2 separate regions of the Homo sapiens genome follow, and region 1 is linked to region 2. Evidence: read pairs that join two places in POLR2A ChIA-PET (ENCODE). Cell type or tissue: OCI-LY7. All regions are shown on one strand. Each heading gives the region's core, and the rest is flanking DNA. Links, peaks and the distances in the headings are about the cores only.

Region 1 (5,254 bases), core at 1-5,000, 680 kb before region 2:
TTTCCTTCCTTCTGCTAGCTGTGTGTTTAGTTTATTTTTCTTTTTCTAGCTTCTTAAGGTGTACTTTTAGGTTCTTGATTTTAGACCTCTTTTATGTAGGCATTTATAGCTATAAATTCCTTTCTATGCACTGATTTTTCTACATCCTGAAAGTTTTGGTTTGTTGTGTTTTTGTTTTCGTTTGTCTCTGAGTATATTCTAATTAGCCTTATGATTTCTTCTTTGACATATTGGTTGCTGAAGAGTATATGGTTTAGCTTTCATTTATTTATGAATTTTTCAGTTTTACTTCTGTTACTTATTTCTAGTTTCATTTCACTGTGGTCAGAGAAGATACTTCATATAATTGCAATCTTTAAACAAATGTTTAAGGTACATTTTATGGCCGGACGTGTCACCTGTCCTGGAGAATGCGCTGTGCACACCTGAGAATGTGTGTTCTGCTGCTGTCAAGTGGAGTATTCTGTATATTTCTGCTAAGTCTAGTTGGTTTATAGTATTGTTCAAGTTCTCTGTTTATTATCTTCTCTCTAGATGTTCTCTCCATTATTGAAGGTAGAATGTTGAATCTCCGACTGTTACGGTAGAACTGTTTCTCCCTCCAATTCAGTCAATCTTTGCCTTACTTAATTTTGTGACCCTCTTGTTAGATGTGTACAGTTTTATGCTTGTTATATCTTCTTGATCAATTGACTCTTTCTTTGTCTTTTCTAATAATTTTTGAGTTGAAGTCTATTTTTTCTGATATTAGTACAGCCACGCCAGCACTCTTTGATTACTAGTTGCGTGGAATATCTCTTTCCCTTGTTCCACTTTCAGCCTACTTGTGCCTTTGGATCTGAAGTGAATTCCTCATATAGACAGCATTTAGATGGATCATAATTTTCAAGATCCGTTCTGCCAGATTTTGCCTTTTAATTGGAGAATTTAGTCCATTTACATTTAAAGTGATTACTGACAAGGAAGGACTTTTGCCACTTTGCTATCTGCTTTCTATATGTCTTATGTCTTTTTTATTCCTCAATCCTGTATTACTACCTTCTTTTCTGTTTAATTGCTTATTTCCGATGTGCCATTTTGATTCCCTTCTCGTTTCCTTTTCTGTGTATTTCTAAATGATCGTCTTAGTGGTTACTGTGAGGATTACGGTGAACATCTTAAATTTATAACAATGTAGTTTGAATTAACACTTAGCTTCAATCATGTAACATTAACATAAATTCATAAATTATTTTCATGAATGTAGATTTAGATTTATAATTGTTTCCTGGTGTGTGTGTGGCAGTAGGGGGCAGGGGCTCACTCCATCACCCAGGCTGGAGCGCAGTGGCGTGATCTTGGTTCACTGCAACCTCCACCCAGTAGGTTCAAGTGATTCTTGTGCCTCAGCCTCCCAGGTAGCTGGGAATACAGGTGCCTGCCAGCACGCCTGCGTAAGTTTTGTATTTTTGGTAGAGAGGGGGTTTTGTCCTGTTGCCCAGGCTGGTCTCGAATTCCTGGACTCAAGTGATCCACCCACCTTGGCCTCCCAAAGTGTGGGGATTATAGGCATGAGCCACAGCACCTGGCTTGTTTTCTGTATTTGTTTTAAAAGCATATAGGAAAAATACAAACCAAAATAGTACTATCTTTTATATTTACCTGAATAGTAAACTTTATCCCTGTTCTTCATTTGTTCTTTCTCTATGAGTTCCTGTTTAGTGCCCTTTCATTTCAGCCCTACAATGAACTGCCTCAGTTTTTGTTTATCTTAGAATCTCTTACTTGCTTCTTCATTTTTGAAAGATGACTTTGCTGGATATAGGATTCATAATTGACAGTGTTTTTCTTTGAGCACTATGAATACAGATGGCCCCCAGCCTGTGATAGTTCAACTTACCATGTTTCAACTTTATGATGGTCAAAGGCAACACAAATTCAGTAGAAACCATGGTTCTGTCAGGATACCAGGCAGTGGCCATGAGTCACAGCTCCCAGGCCCCCAAGCATTTTTGACTTATGATGTTTTAAACTTACAGCAGGTTTACCTAGACATAGGCTCACCCTCAGTTGAGGAGCATCTGTGTGTGACCCCATTGCCTGTGGCCTTCATTGTTTCTGATGAGAAGTAAGCGGTTAATCTTACTGAGGGTCTCTTGTAAGTGACAAGTGATTTTCTCTTGTCGCTTTCAATATTTTGTCCTTATCTTTGGTTTCAGCATTTTTACTATGATGTGTTTAGCTGCGAATCTTCTGTGTTTATCCTACATGGAGTTTGTTGAGCTTCCTGGATGTGTAGATGAATGTTTTTCAATAATATGAGAATTTTTCAGCCATTATTTTTTCAAACTTTTTTTCTGCTTATTTCTCTTGCCTTTCCGTGTGGTACTTGCATTGTGCATATGTTGGTATAGTTATTGGTATTCCAGCTTTCTCTGAGATGCTTTTCACTTTCTTCATTCTTCTTTGTCTCCATTTTCAGATTCAGACTTACCCATCTATCTCTGTGTTTGCTAATTTTTCTTCTGCATATTTAAATATACTCTTGAGCTCCTCCAGTAAAATTTTAGTAATTTGAGAATTTTTCAGCCATTTTTTTTTTTTTTTTTTGAGATGGAGTCTCGCTCTGTCACCCAGCCTGGAGTGCAGTGGCATGATCTTGGCTCACTGCAAGCTCTGCCTCCCAAGTTCACGCCATTCTCCTGCCTCAGCCTCCCAAGTAGCTGGGACTACAGGCACCCTCCACCACACCCAGCTAATTTTTTGTATTTTTTAGTAGAGATGGGGTTTCACCGTGTTGGCCAGGATGTTCTCGATCTCCTGACCTTGTGATCCGCCTGCCTCGGCCTCCCAAAGTGCTGGGATTACAGGCATGAGCCACTGTGCCCAGCCTCAGCCATTATTTTTTCAAACTTTTTTTCTGCTTATTTCTCTTGCTCAAGAATATTTTTATGCTCAGTTGACAGATTGGCTGGGTATAGAATTCTAGGTGCAAAATAATTTTTCTTAGAATTTTAAAGGGATTGCCTCATTATATTCTAGTGTCCATGTTTCTAATAAGAAATCTTACACCAGTCTGACTCTTGTTATTTTAAAGGTATTGTTTCTCAAAGTATTTAAGATTTTTCTTTTTGTACTTTTGAATTTTGAAATTTCATGATGCTGGGTCAAGCTGTGTTCAGGTTTCTTCATTCACCCTCTGTTTTTATGTTGAATGATTAGCTTGTGTTCTTAGCTTTGATTGTAATAGATCAGGGTCCTTTTAGTTTGACTTTAAAGTTTCCATATAAGACTTGAAAAAAATATGCCTGCCTATATTGCATGGGGCTGAAAAAGTCAAGGTTGGCAGATGATACGTTTTTAGTTGGTGGACGGGTTCCTACAGATTTTAGGAGTCACAGCTTCTCTAAGATAATGGTCGTCAACTTTGTGCACGTTAGAATCATCAGTGAGTTTTAGAAAACCAGTGCCTGAGTCTCACCCTAAGATATTCTCATGTAATTGGTCTGGGGTGCAGCGTGGGCATTGGGATTTTAAAAGCTTTCCAGAAGATTCTGAGACACATCCAGGATCAGGAGCCACTGCTTTAGAATGTGCTCAGGAATGGGTGGCATCACCCCACTTTCTAGTGGACTTGGTCCTGAGGGAGTCTTACAGCTATGACGTATTTCAAGGGCAAGCGGCTGAGGGTTTACGGTCCCTCTGGAATGTCCCCATGTGAGAGCCTGGGGAGTTAAGTCCTCTGTTGGGTCCTGTTCAGATCTGTGAGACTCACAAAATCACAGGCTCACCTGCGGGGTGTCTCAGTGGACAGGAGCAGCTCCTGGCCCCAGCTCTTCTCCTGCAGTGCCCTGGGGCTCAGAAGACGCAGGAGTAAAGTAGACTTGGGTGTGGGGCCAGGCTGGTGGGGTCGGCTCCACGGCCACCTCGCTCTGCCTCCGTTTCCTTATTTGTGAACAGGTCGTGGTAGTCAGCACCCATCTTGGAGTGCTGTGAGGTGTGAAATGAGCTAATCTGCAGTGTGTCTAGAACAGGGGCGGGCAGCGGGCGCCCAGCAGTGTGTCTAGAACAGGGGCGGGCGGTGGGCGCCCAGCAGTGTGTCTAGAACAGGTTCGGGCGGCGGGCGCCCAGCAGTGTGTCTAGAACAGGGGCGGGCGGCGGGCGCCCAGCAGTGTGTCTAGAACAGGGGCGGGCGGCGGGCGCCCAGCAGTGTGTCTAGAAGAGGGGCGGGCGGCGGGCGCCCAGCAGTGTGTCTAGAAGAGGGGCGGGCGGCGGGCGCCCAGCAGTGTGTCTAGAACAGGGGCGGGCGGCGGGCGCCCAGCAGTGTCTAGAAGAGGGGCGGGCGGCGGGCGCCCAGCAGTGTGTCTAGAAGAGGGGCGGGCGGCGGGCGCCCAGCAGTGTGTCTAGAACAGGGGCGGGCGGCGGGCGCCCAGCAGTGTGTCTAGAACAGGGGCGGGCGGCGGGCGCTCAGCAGTGTGTCAAAAAGCCAGGGGCATAAACAGGTGCAGAGAGGAAATGCACCCAGGGAGGTGAGTGCCTGTTCTGCCCTGGGATGGACGGTGGGCAGCGGGCACTCAGGAGGTGTTGGCAGCTGTCTGTCATCATCATTGCTGTCATCATCATCGTCTTGTGTATTTGGAAGATGTTTTTTCCCAAGTTATATCTTGTTTTCATTATCTTTCGTTGGTTTGAAATAGAAAACTCTTTATAAATTGATTATTGTAGAACATCTGTTTCAACTTGCTTCTGTAATGTGTGTAAACAAATTGGTTTTTGAAACTACTATAAACATCTTTTAATATTTTTTTGTTGTTGTTGAGATGGAGTCTCACTCTGTCGCCCAGGCTGGAGTGCGGTGGCGCGATCTCGGCTCACTGCAAGCTCCACCTCCCAGGTTCTCGCCATTCTCCTGCCTCAGCCTCCCAAGTAGCTGGGACTACAGGAGCCCGCCACCACGCCCGGCTAATTTTTTTGTAGTTTTAGTAGAGATGGGGTTTCACCGTGTTAGCCAGGATGGTCTCGATCTCCTGACCTCCTGATCCGCCTGCCTTGGCCTCCCACAGTGCTGGGATTACAGGTGTGAAACACTGCGCCCGGCCTAATATTCTTTTAAGTTAAAGAATATTAGAGAGAGTTTTGCATCTTTTATAGTTGGATGAAAACAAATTTAAAGTATTTTGGTGACTGTTGTGACACTCCTTGTCTAAAAACATTCATCTATTTTGAAAACATTTTGCTTTTCATAAAGTACTTTTTATAGATTAGCTCTAACTTG
Region 2 (5,481 bases), core at 280-5,279:
AGCAGGGGCAGGGATGTTGGGGTTCAGACTGGCCCTTTAGTGGGGACCCTGCTCAGTTTGAACAGCACCGGGGCTGGGAGGCCTTCAGTTCCTCCATCCGACCTCCCCGGGCTCATCAGCCACCCCCTACACCTCAGGGACCCCAACAGCCCATCAGCTTCACCTGACAGAACCTGGGGGAACATGAGGGAAACTGGCAGAGCCTGAGGGGACCTGATGGAAATTGAGGGAACCTGAAGGAAACTGGGGGAACCTGAGGGAACCTGAGGGAAACTGGGGGAACCTGAGGGAAACTGGGGGAAACTGAGGGAAACTGGGGGAACCTGAGAGAAACTGGGGGAAACTGAGGGAACCTGAGGGAAACTGGGGGAAACTGAGGGAACCTGAGGGAAACTGGGGGAACCTGAGGGAAACTGGCAGAGCCTGAGGGGACCTGATGGAAATTGAGGGAACCTGAAGGAAACTGAGGCAACTTGAGGAAACCTAAGGGAAACTGAGGGAAACTGGGGGAACCTGAGGGAAACTGGGGGAAACTGAGGGAAACTGGGGGAACCTGAGGGAAACTTGAGGGAAACTGGGGGAAACTGGGGGAACCTGAGGGAAACTGGGGGAAACTGAGGGAACCTGAGGGAAACTGGGGGAACCTGAGGGAAACTGGCAGAGCCTGAGGGGACCTGATGGAAATTGAGGGAACCTGAAGGAAACTGAGGCAACTTGAGGAAACCTGAGGGAAACTGAGGGAAACTGGGGGAACCTGAGGGAAACTGGGGGAAACTGAGGGAACCTGAGGGAAACTGAGGGAACCTGAGGGAAACTGGGGAAAACTGAGGGAACCTGAGGGAAACTGGGGGAACCTGAGGGAAACTGAGGGAACCTGAGGGAAACTGGGGGAACCTGAGGGAAACTTGAGGGAAACTGGGGGAAACTGAGGGAACCTGAGGGAAACTGGGGGAACCTGAGGGAAACTGGGGGAAACTGAGGGAACCTGAGGGAAACTGGGGGAACCTGAGGGAAACTGGGGGAACCTGAGGGAAACTTGAGGGAAACTGGGGGAACCTGAGGGAAACTGGGGGAACCTGAGGGAAACTTGAGGGAAACTGAGGGAACCTGAGGGAAACTGGGGGAACCTGAGGGAAACTTGAGGGAACCCGAGGGAACCTGAGGGAAACTGGGGGAACCTGAGGGAAACTGAGGGAACCTGAGGGAAACTGGGGGAACCTGAGGGAAACTGGGGGAACCTGAGGGAAACTTGAGGGAAACTGGGGGAAACTGAGGGAAACTGGGGGAACCTGAGGGAAACTGAGGGAACCTGAGGGAACCTGAGGGAAACTGGGGGAACCTGAGGGAAACTTGAGGGAACCTGAGGGAAACTGGGGGAACCTGAGGGAAACTGAGGGAACCTGAGGGAAACTGGGGGAACCTGAGGGAAACTTGAGGGAAACTGGGGGAAACTGAGGGAAACTGGGGGAACCTGAGGGAAACTGAGGGAACCTGAGGGAAACTGGGGGAACCTGAGGGAAACTGGGGGAAACTGGGGGAACCTGAGGGAACCTGAGGGAAACTGGGGGAACCTGAGGGAAACTTGAGGGAAACTGGGGGAAACTGGGGGAACCTGGGGGAAACTGGGGGAACCTGAGGGAAACTGAGGGAACCTGAGGGAAACTGGGGGAACCTGAGGGAAACTTGAGGGAAACTGAGGGAACCTGAGGGAAACTGGGGGAACCTGAGGGAAACTTGAGGGAAACTGGGGGAAACTGGGGGAACCTGGGGGAAACTGGGGGAACCTGAGGGAACCTGAGGGAAACTGGGGGAACCTGAGGGAAACTTGAGGGAAACTGAGGGAACCTGAGGGAAACTGGGGGAACCTGAGGGAAACTTGAGGGAAACTGAGGGAAACTGGGGGAACCTGAGGGAAACTGGGGGAACCCGAGGGAAACTTGAGGGAAACTGGGGGAACCTGAGGGGAACTTGAGGGAAACTGGGGGAACCTGAGGGAAACTGGGGGAAACTGAGGGGAACTTGAGGGAAACTGAGGGAACCTGAGGGAAGCTGGGGGAAACTGAGGGAACCTGAGGGAAACTGAGGGAAATTTGAGGGAAACTGGGGGAAACTGAGGGAAACTTGAGGGAAACTGAGGGAACCTGAGGGAAACTGGGGGAACCTGAGGGAAGCTGAGGGAAACTTGAGGGAAACTGGGGGAACCTGAGGGAAACTTGAGGGAAACTGAGGGAACCTGAGGGAAACTGAGGGAAACTTGAGGGAAACTGAGGGAACCTGAGGGAAACTGAGGGAACCTGAGGGAAACTGAGGGAAACTTGAGGGAAACTGAGGGAACCTGAGGGAAACTGAGGGAAATTTGAGGGAACTTGGAGAACCTTAGGGAACCTGAGGGAAACTGAGGGAAATTTGAGGGAAACTGAGGGAACCTGAGGAATCCTGGCCCCGCTTCAGCCTCCCAACCCCTCACCCAGCACCAGGCCGTGTCTCCGAGACCCCTCCTCAGAGACCCCTCCTCGGGAGATCTCACCATCCTGGTGTCTCTGTTCATGTGGGCACCCAGGGAAAGGAGGAGGCAGAGCCCATTTGGGTATATAAAGGGCCATTTCCCATGGTGCTCTGGGCTCATCTGCATATCTCCCATGAGCCTCAGTTTCCAGGAAATGAAAGTGCTGAGTCACCAGCTCCCTCCAAGGAGGGCCATGTGCAGCCCCTGGGCACCTGCAGGAAGGCCCTGGAGAGGCAGCTCCTCTGGGGGCTGGAGATTGGGGTGGGTGCTCTCCGTCTGCAGGCTGGCACAGGGTGAGCATCCAGCCTGTGGTTGCTGGCCCGTCGTGGGCACGACGTCCTGGTCCTGCCGCGTTTGTAAAACGTGATCCCTGCTTTGCTGTCTCTGTCTTAAAGTTCTCTGAATTTTAAGAACCAGCCAATTGTCAATTAGTTATTGTTTAAACACATTTTCCCCTTTGTGGTTCATCTCTTCGCTCTTTAAACAAGACGCTTATAAATTAACACTTGTTTTTTCAGTAGACTCTATTTTTTACAGCAGTTTTAGGTTCATAGCAAAATTGAGCCAAAAGCATGGAGCTCTCCCACCGCTCCCCTGCTCCTGCAGGTGCACAGCCTTCCCCAGTCCTCCCGTCCCAGCCATTTGTTACACGTTGTTATTATCATCATCGCCCTCTGCAGTTTCCATTATGCTTTCCTCCGGTGCTGTGCATTCTGCAGGTTTGGACACATGTATAATCATGCAGACCCACCACTCTAATATTGTACAGACGGGTTTCTCCGCCCCGATTCATCTGTGTTCTGCATTTTCATCACTCCCTCTCCCAGCCCCTGGCAACCAGGAATCTTTTGACTGTCTCCTTAATTTTGCCTTTTCCAAAATGTCACAGAGCTGGACTCATACATTATGTAGCCTTTTCAACTTCTTTTTTAGTAATACGCACTTTGGTTCTTCCATGTCTTTTGTGGTTTGATAGTTCACTTCTTTTTTTTTTTTTTTTTTTTTTTGAGACAGAGTCTTGCTCTGTCACCCAGGCTGGAATGCACTGGTGAAATCACAGCTACTACAGCCTCAACCTCCTGGGCTCCTGTGATTTTCTCACCTCAGCCTCCCAAATAGCTGGGACTACAGGTGCTGGTGCACACCCCGATAAGTTTTGTATTTTTTGTGAGACAGGGCCTCACCATGTTGCCCACACTGGTATCAAACACTTGGGCTCAAGTGATCCGCCTGCCTCTGCCTCCCACAGTGCTGGGATTACAGACGTGAGCCACCTTGCATGGCCAGCTCACTTATTTTTTAACACTGAATGGTATTCCATTGTCTGGATGTACCATGGTTTATTTATCCATTCACCTATGGAAAGACATCTTGGTTGCTCCCAGGTTTGGGCAATTATGAATAAAGCTACTACAAATATTCATGTGCAGGTGTCTGTAGACATAAGTTCTCAACTCATTTTGGTAAACTCTAAGGAGTGAGATTGCTGGATGCTGTGGTCAGAGTGTGTTTAGTTTTGTAAGAAAGTGACAAATTGTCTCACACAGTGGCCCTGTGGGAGGAACCCCCAAACCCTTTCCCTACATCCCCATGACCTCTGCTCCTCCCCACCTGGCAGCTGTCTGTGCCTGGCTCAGGTCATCCACACACCTGGGGCTGCCTGCCACCCCCACCAGGTTAGGGCTCAGATCAGGGCCACCCCTCACCCTGGGGCTTCCTCGTCCCAGTCCTGGGATAGGGGCAGGTGTGGGGCTTTGGCTGCCAGGTGTCCTGCTGTGGGTGGAGAGGGCAGTGAGCTCATTCCCTAAAGACTCGGGTGCCTGAGCTGTCTGGCTGGTCCCCTCAGGTGAGAGGAAAGTAGTGGTTGAGGGACCCCACAGAGAAGCCTGTTTATGGGTCTGGGGGTCAGAGGCTCCCGGGAGGAGCCCCCAGGTCCTGGTTTTCTCTGAAAAGGCCACTCAAGGCCTCGGGGCTGAGCTGTGGCTGCCCTGGCCAGAAGGGGGCCGGGGAGGGAGCCCTGCACCTGTCGTGAACACTCAGGGCTGGGCCAGTGGGCGCCTGGAGGATGAGGTCCCTCCCACCTGGCCCCTCCCAGCCTCAGTTCTCAGGACACAGCCCAGCCGGCAGCTGCCAGAGTCACTGCCTAAAGGAGGTTTTGACCGAGGAGCAGCAGAGCCCTCTGAGGGCCCCTGTGGTAAGCAGGCTCCTCGCTGGTTTGCATGGCTTTTTCACACAGTAGTTGCGTCGAGAATTTAATATGCTGCGACCTCGTTGCCAGCAGGAGCGGTGTGGGACCGGGAAGCTGACGGGGAAGTGTTGGCGGGTGCAGGGCAGCGTCCACTCTGGGAAGCTGTGGCCAGCGCGTCCTGGCCAGCCAGGGCCTGGGCAGGGACTTGCCTCTCGGGCCTCGGCCTCACCCTGGTCTGAGAGTGTAGGACCCTCTCAAGGTCCTCAGTCACCTCAGCAGCCTGGGACGGAGCCTTTGGATCGCTTCCTGGGCAGCTGGGTACAGGAGAGGCCACTTGAGACAGATGTTGGGATGGACAGCTGGATTTGAGGCCCAGAGGGAAACCGTGGCAAGACTTGGTGGGTGGATGGTACCAGAGGAACAGGACGTGGCCATAATCGGGGAATCCAACACTCCTGTATCTCCAGAAGGACCAGGCATTTCCCCAGCTGCAGAGACCACTGATGGGGCAGCACAGCCATTGTGGGGCCAAGGCCATGACCCGGAGCCACTGGGGCCGTAAGCCTGACACCCAGATTGCCCACGAGCCAGAACCCCATCCCCACCATCCTGGGGTGCACAAGCTCTTGTGTTAGGAACGGGTGAAGAGGGGGAGCTCAGGAAGCTGAACGCAACCCAGAGGGGGTGGACAAGCAGGGACAAGGCTGCCAGATGGGCCTGGCCAAGCTCAGGGGCCCCCAGCTACCTCGGGGGTGCAGGTGCCAGCTGAGCCCTGCAGAGGAATGGG

The links. Peaks named below come from ENCODE experiments on the same cell type or tissue, not always from the same donor. Only the 100,000 strongest peaks of a DNase experiment are listed, where the experiment ranks them.
Region 1: POLR2A ChIA-PET joins it to region 2 with 11 read pairs; 1 of 35 experiments calls an interaction of 5 or more read pairs at or near these places.

Annotation. Positions count from the first base shown.
Region 1 is chr17:83,038,401-83,043,654 of GRCh38, reverse strand. The region is part of intron 3 of QTGAL (queuosine-tRNA galactosyltransferase); the gene reads left to right. Among named protein-coding and RNA genes, the nearest start is that of QTGAL, 11 kb to the left of the region's middle. In OCI-LY7, for the core only: no CTCF peak of the experiment used is centred there; a DNase peak (open chromatin) is centred at 2,094.
Region 2 is chr17:82,356,332-82,361,812 of GRCh38, reverse strand. TEX19 (testis expressed 19) reads right to left here and starts at 2,566. Exons shown (of 2, transcript NM_207459.4): 1 at 2,528-2,566. RefSeq lists a silencer at 1,086-1,380 and an enhancer at 4,989-5,481. In OCI-LY7, for the core only: CTCF peaks have their summits at 3,189 and 4,455 (motif pointing right); DNase peaks (open chromatin) are centred at 2,652, 3,172 and 4,632; H3K4me3 peaks cover 920 bases; H3K27ac peaks cover 1,915 bases.